Regions from separate parts of the Homo sapiens genome. Here region 1 is linked to region 2. Evidence: chromatin loops called from intact Hi-C (ENCODE). Cell type or tissue: OCI-LY7. All regions are shown on one strand. Links, peaks and the distances in the headings refer to the core of each region. The heading gives the core; the rest is flanking DNA. Region 1 overlaps HDAC7 (histone deacetylase 7). Region 2 overlaps VDR (vitamin D receptor).

Region 1 (2,894 bases), core at 210-2,709, 70 kb before region 2:
ATAAAGTTCACCCCAGCAGATGCTGGCAAGGTACTCCACATCAGGGCCATCAGGGGCAGCCCCATCCCAGACCCTCCCCAAGCTGGCACAGCAGCCCCTCTCCAGGGCCAGCTGGCTTCAAGGCCCTGGGGTCCCTCCTCGCCCTGCCTCACTGGGAGAGGCTGGGAGAGGGAGTGAACAAGAGAAGCAGGGGTCCACCCTATGACTTCTGGCTACAGCTCTCTGGCTGTTCCAGGCCGCGATGGGTGGAGGAATCTGGAACAGGGATTTGGCCTGGTTTTTTCTGTGAACTGGGGCTAGGCCCAGTTTCTGTTCTTCGTGTCTGCAACATTCCCTATCCCTGACCTTCAAAAAATATGAACAATAACATTAATAATGATGATGAATATTCAGTGAGCCCTGACTTCATACCAGGCACAGAGCTAACTTTATTTACATTATCTCCTTTAATCTTCATAGCAACTCCATAAAGTTGAAACTGTAATTATTTTCACATTACAGATGAAGAAGTGGAGGCACAGAGCAAAATGTGCCCATAATCACACTTGCAGGAGAAACCGAGACTCAGCCAAGGCCATCCCATTCCTCCCTCTGCGTCCTTACAGGAAGCTCTCCTGCCAGGCTTTGCCATATATACAGTAGGGTCTAAGGCGATAATTAACATCTGTAGAGTGCTTTAAGCACTAAGTGGGGCACAGAGAAAAGCCCCACTTGAAACTAGGAAATCGAGTCTCAGAGCCATCAGCATCCTTACTCAAGATCCCACACCTTTCGACTAAGATTCAAACCCAGATCTCTGGCGTCAGAATGGCACATTTCTTCCCTATTATCACACGATGCCCCTGGCTCACTCTCAAGGCGGCCCCGGCTGCCTGGAAGGGAGAGTCACACCTCCTTCAGCGCTGGAATCTGGGGGGCGAGGCCTGCGCTCAGCCCCTCGCCCGGTGGGGGTGGGGTGCTGCGCCAGCACCTCCTCAGCGTCTCCGCCGTGACTCACTCCCGGGACCCAGGGGAAGCACAGCCCTGCGCTGCGGGCAAACATCGTCCGCCGCCCGCCCCGCCTCCAGCTCCCCGCCTCCACATTTGCTAACCGAAACAAGGCTGCTGCTATTTTTAACCCTCCAGCTCCCCCTTGCCTGGGGCTCCCCCCTTCACCTCCCCACCCCCCGCCCCAGCCGGGTGCCACCAGCCTGTCATTCTGAGAGCAGTTCTATAACCTGAACGCGCCTGGGAGGGCGCAGCGGACGTCCCGGACGTGCAGGTTTGTGGGGCAAGCAAAACAAGACGGTTACAGCCCAATCGCCGAATTCCCCCACCCCAGACTCTTTCCGAACCTGTCACTCCCAGACTGCCCTGCTCCTCCTGCCATTCTGGGGGTTGGGGTAGAGGGGAATGGGACTTCTGGGCTGGGGTCACCTCAGGAGCCAGAGCTAGGCTCCTTGGAATGGGTCCTGCAGGGAGGAAGCTGAACTGAAGGGGATTGGAGTTCCCCTACGGATCCCCAGGGTGAGAGGCTGACCCTATAGGCCCAAAGCTTCTGACCACCAGGGTTTACAATCCCTGCAGGCAAGATGGAGGAAAAAGGAAGTGGTGCGGAGACAGGGTGGGGATGGTGAGCTTAGCCCAGGGCCTTCCTGACGAGGAGAAGTCCCCTCCCCATCCTGCTGTGGGGGCTGTGGAGCTTGGGCGGGAAGGCCTGGGAGTCGGGAAGAGCACTGAGCAGCCTCCAGAGAGGCCCAGGGTGGAAGGCAGCCTTGGCAGTGTGCAGGGGGAAAAGCGGACCTGGAGTCAGGGCTCCTTTGACACTCAATAATCTAAGGCAAGGGCCAGGCAACACCTTCCTGCAGCCTGAAGCTCTGGGTCCCCAGAAAAACCTTCCTGGGAGAAGAGGTTGGAGGTGAGAGGGGCTGAGGCCTGCTGGCCTAGAGCCGGAACCTGACACCCAAGTTGCTGATGTGAAAGTTAACCTCCTGAGAGGGGTGAAGCGTAGAGCTGCAGGTGGACCAGACAGGGGCATTTCCTCCCAGCTGATGTAGAGCCCGTGTCTTGAATCAGCCCCATCTGGCCCTCTGGTCTCAGAGTCTCCCCCAGTTTGGGCAGCAGATTCCAAGGGCCCAGGAGAGACTCTGGAGAGCCCAGCCAAAGGGCCATCTGGGCTCAGGTTTTTCCCGTGTGCCTCTCCTGTCCCAGCCTCCATCCTCCCTTGAGCCCTGTCCTCTCTGGTCCCAACCCCAGCCTTCCTTTCTGGTTCTGTCCTCTCTTCCAGGGCCCAGGTCCCCTCTAGGCCTTGACCCCCTCTCTTTGGTGATTCCTGAGCCAAGTAAAGTAAAGTGGCCACAGAGGCAGCAGGCTAGACCAGAGGGAAGGGACTTGGCACAGTAGTTCCCCAACTGGGGAGATGGCGGAGAAGGGAAGGAGGTGGGAGGAAGGTGAAACAGGAGAGCTCCTGGGGAGATGCTGCCTCCTTCTCAACATTCAGTATGGCCACAGGGCCCTGGACTCAGCCCCATGGAAGAAAAAGGGTGCTCCCCAAGCAAGGGAGTGGCTTTGATCTTGGCCTTGTGCAGCTCCCCCTTCTGCTCTCCCCTCTGCCAACCTTTGGGGCTGCTTAAGGGGAGGAGACTGCCATCTTCCATGCCAAGTGAGAGGCTGGCAATTCAGCTCCAACCCTTAGCCATTGGTCAGCCCAGGGCCTCCACCTGCATCCAGGGAGTTCACAAGCACGGCTCCAGAGGCTCTGATGGCTCACTTCCAACCTGGGGAGGTGGGAGACGGCATCAATGTCACCTTCTTAGGCAGTCCTCCCCTGGCCACCCTATCAAAGGAAGTCCCACCTTGTTATTCTTTATTGCCATGCCCAGTTCATTTCCTTCTTAGGGCTTATCACAGTGTGT
Region 2 (2,894 bases), core at 118-2,617:
CCACATGTGGAGATGTCCAAGCCTCTGTGGCTTGAGAGCTGAAAGTCCCAGGAATGACAGGCAGAGACTAAAGAAGGCAGCAAAGAGAAAGAGGAGATGGGGGCTGGATAGGAAACATCAGACGCACAGGAGAGCCCAGCCAGGGTCGTGGCTGGAGCCAGCAAGCCCCATCTCCTGAGCCCTTCTCTGAACTCCCACCCGCACCCCACACACTCATGCATCTCAGTTGCAGACTCTGCTGGCCCGGGACCCACCTTGCAAAATCCTGGGTGGTATCCCTTCCTTCCCCTGCCCACCACCTTCTTATGCCCCTCCCCCCCACCCCGCCCCTTGAAAACAGAAAGCCAGGGAAGTTGCGGCTGATGAGGAAACACCTACCTGAAGGAGCAGGGGGCAGGTAAGTGGAGCCCAGGGGTGCTCTTCTGTGAGGTCTCACAGACACTTCAGACCCAAAGGCTTCTGAAATGAAGAAGGGGAAACCTTTTATCTAAGGCGGAGCGCTGACCGCCTCCCCAGTCTCTAAGGAAGTGGGCACGAGAGGCTCTTTCCAGGGACTTTAGTCCCCAGATCAGTGACTGCAAACAGAAGTGGCTTGTTGGGAGCAGGCATGCCATGTCATCGCTGGCAGGGGTGTGGGGGTGGCGGCTGGGCAGCAGCCAGGATGGCCCTCCCTCGAGGCAGGGAGTAGCAGGAGCAGTGGGAAGCGGTGGCGGCAACCAGCCCCAGGCAGAAGGAAACAGCCTCCCGCCTAGGCACTCCTTCTCCTCTCACAGCCCAGGGTGTCAGGAGGGAGGAAGGGCCTTTTCGTTAGGGAGACCCACACTCTCACTACCCCCTCCATCTCCAGATTGTAGGCAGCTCAGGAAGCAGAGCAACTGGGCCATGTGTCCTGCTGCTAAGAGCGGGAAGACGGCTGCCCCAGGCAGGGCAGAGGAGGTGCCGCACAGGAGCTGGGAATGGGGCAGGCTTGGATGGCAGCCCACAGCCTTGGCCTCTTGGGACAGCTTCAAAGGCAGGTGTCTGAGATCTCCTGTCTGTGGAGACCGGGTGTAGGCGGAGCAGGTGTTGCAGGGGTTAAATACAGCAAAGCATTGCTTTCAAACAGGATGTTTTCTGCCACTTTTAGCTCTTCCCCAGACATGCTCAACACCCCCAGCTGCAGTAGGGTTGACTCTGCTGCCCAGACTCTGGATCTTAGCAGCTGGCTGGGGGGCCAGCAAGGAGGGATGGGCAGAATAGTATCCTTTCCACTTCCACTCACACCCGGCCCTACTTGTCCACCTGCAGACATAGACAAACAGACAGACACACACACACACAAACACACAAACACACACTTCTTTCCTTCTCTGATGCCAACAGGAGGTGACCCTGGCAAAGGCCTTTAAGTCAGACCCCAGATGGGGTATGTCTAGACCCCAGCTTTTGTCTTTCTTTGGAGACCTCTGTCTTCCAGTGGCCTAAGCAGGGAAGGGGGAGAGCTCAAGGGGCTTCCAAGACCTGGGCCCGGTCCTAGAACTGTGAGCCGACTGAGGCCACTTGCCACCCCCTCCAGTACTGCCAGCTCCCAGGGAGCATCTGAGGAAAACACTAGTGGACAATGAGCCAAGATAACCTAAGCTGGGCTGGCCCACCCCCACAAGAAGCATGGGCAGTGGGAGGTGTCTGCTGAGGACAGGCATGCTGCCACGTACCCCCAACCCAGGCCCTCCTTTGCCCCCTCTGCTCCTACTGCCCAAGTCCTTCCCAGCTGACCACGCTCTGCAGGGTTCCTCCTCTGGCCTTATTGATTCCTCAGGCTCCTTTCCTGGTGCTCAGGAAGGTGAGGTGGGGACCGGGTGGATGCAGAAAGGAGCACTGCTTTCCTATCCTCAATCCCTGTGGTTTTCAGAGGTCAGAGGTGACATCCAGATAGACAACCACCCTGGAACTTAAAAAAAATGTTTCCGGAGTATTTACTACATGCCAGGCCTGCTAAGCTCTGCATACATTATTTCATTTAGCCCTCACAACAGTTCTGTGAGGCAGGGAGCAGTCCTACTTGTAGCAAAGCCAAATTTCAGAGCACTCTGAGTGACTTACCCAGGGTCCCACAGCTAGGCAAGTGGTGGTTCCTGGGGCCAAATGAGGACAGGCTGATTGTAGTGCCCAACTGGGTCCTTTTGCAATGACAATCATCAGAGCAGATGCCTACTGCTCCGCACTGGGCCCTGCTCCATGGTTTTCCTGTGTCCTCACTCACTTCACTCTCATAAGAGCCTCCTCCAGTGGGTACTTTATTGCCCCTATCTTAGGGGTGGAAACTGAGGCGCAGGGAAGGTGATTGTCTTTGGAGCTGGATTTGAATCTAGGTAGCTTAGCTCTGAGTCATTTCTGCAACCCTAAGCCGTGGACACCTTTCACTTCCACTAAGTCAGGAGCAATGCAGAGAACAATCCCCAGGTCATGAGGGAAGAACCTGGGGATTGTTCTTTTCCTTCCAAGGATCCCCAGGCCAAGGGATGGCAGGCCTCAGCCAGGTTCCATCCACTTTCTGTCACCCAGCCCCTCTCATCTGGGAAAATCCCATTCAATAGATGGGCCTCTCCTCCTCACTCGACTTTCCAATAGTGGACGGTCCTTTTAGGAGAGATATCCTAGATTCAGCCTCTAAGTCCAAGTGCAAGCCTATAGGAAAGTGGGGCAAAGACATAAGGTGGAAAGGAGGACAGGTGGAAAAACTGCTTAATACCTGCCCTCTGCCACGTCACACGCCCACCCCACCAGCAATTCATGTTCTGAGTACACAGAACATCCCACTGCTTTTGCTGGGACCGTCCCCAGAGCAACCCTCTCCTGACCCTGCTTTAGAAATACCAAACCCCCAGCACTAAGCTTCAGAGAAGCAGAGGGGG

What was found. A loop is a pair of places that touch in the nucleus more often than their neighbours do. Peaks named below come from ENCODE experiments on the same cell type or tissue, not always from the same donor. Only the 100,000 strongest peaks of a DNase experiment are listed, where the experiment ranks them.
Region 1: it touches region 2 in a loop (3-fold over the local background); 2 of 110 quality-filtered maps call a loop at or near these places.

Annotation. Positions count from the first base shown.
Region 1 is chr12:47,812,039-47,814,932 of GRCh38, forward strand. All of the region lies in intron 1 of HDAC7 (histone deacetylase 7), which reads right to left. Among named protein-coding and RNA genes, the nearest start is that of HDAC7, 6.4 kb to the right of the region's middle. RefSeq lists a silencer at 984-1,173 and enhancers at 1,754-1,803, 1,814-1,893. In OCI-LY7, for the core only: a CTCF peak has its summit at 1,348; DNase peaks (open chromatin) are centred at 1,153 and 1,993; H3K4me3 peaks cover 2,500 bases; H3K27ac peaks cover 2,500 bases.
Region 2 is chr12:47,882,316-47,885,209 of GRCh38, forward strand. It overlaps VDR (vitamin D receptor), which reads right to left. Exons shown (of 10, transcript NM_000376.3): 2 at 379-459. Among named protein-coding and RNA genes, the nearest start is that of VDR, 21 kb to the right of the region's middle. RefSeq lists enhancers at 226-738, 876-985, 1,416-1,605. In OCI-LY7, for the core only: no CTCF peak of the experiment used is centred there; DNase peaks (open chromatin) are centred at 506 and 1,096; H3K4me3 peaks cover 1,774 bases; H3K27ac peaks cover 1,895 bases.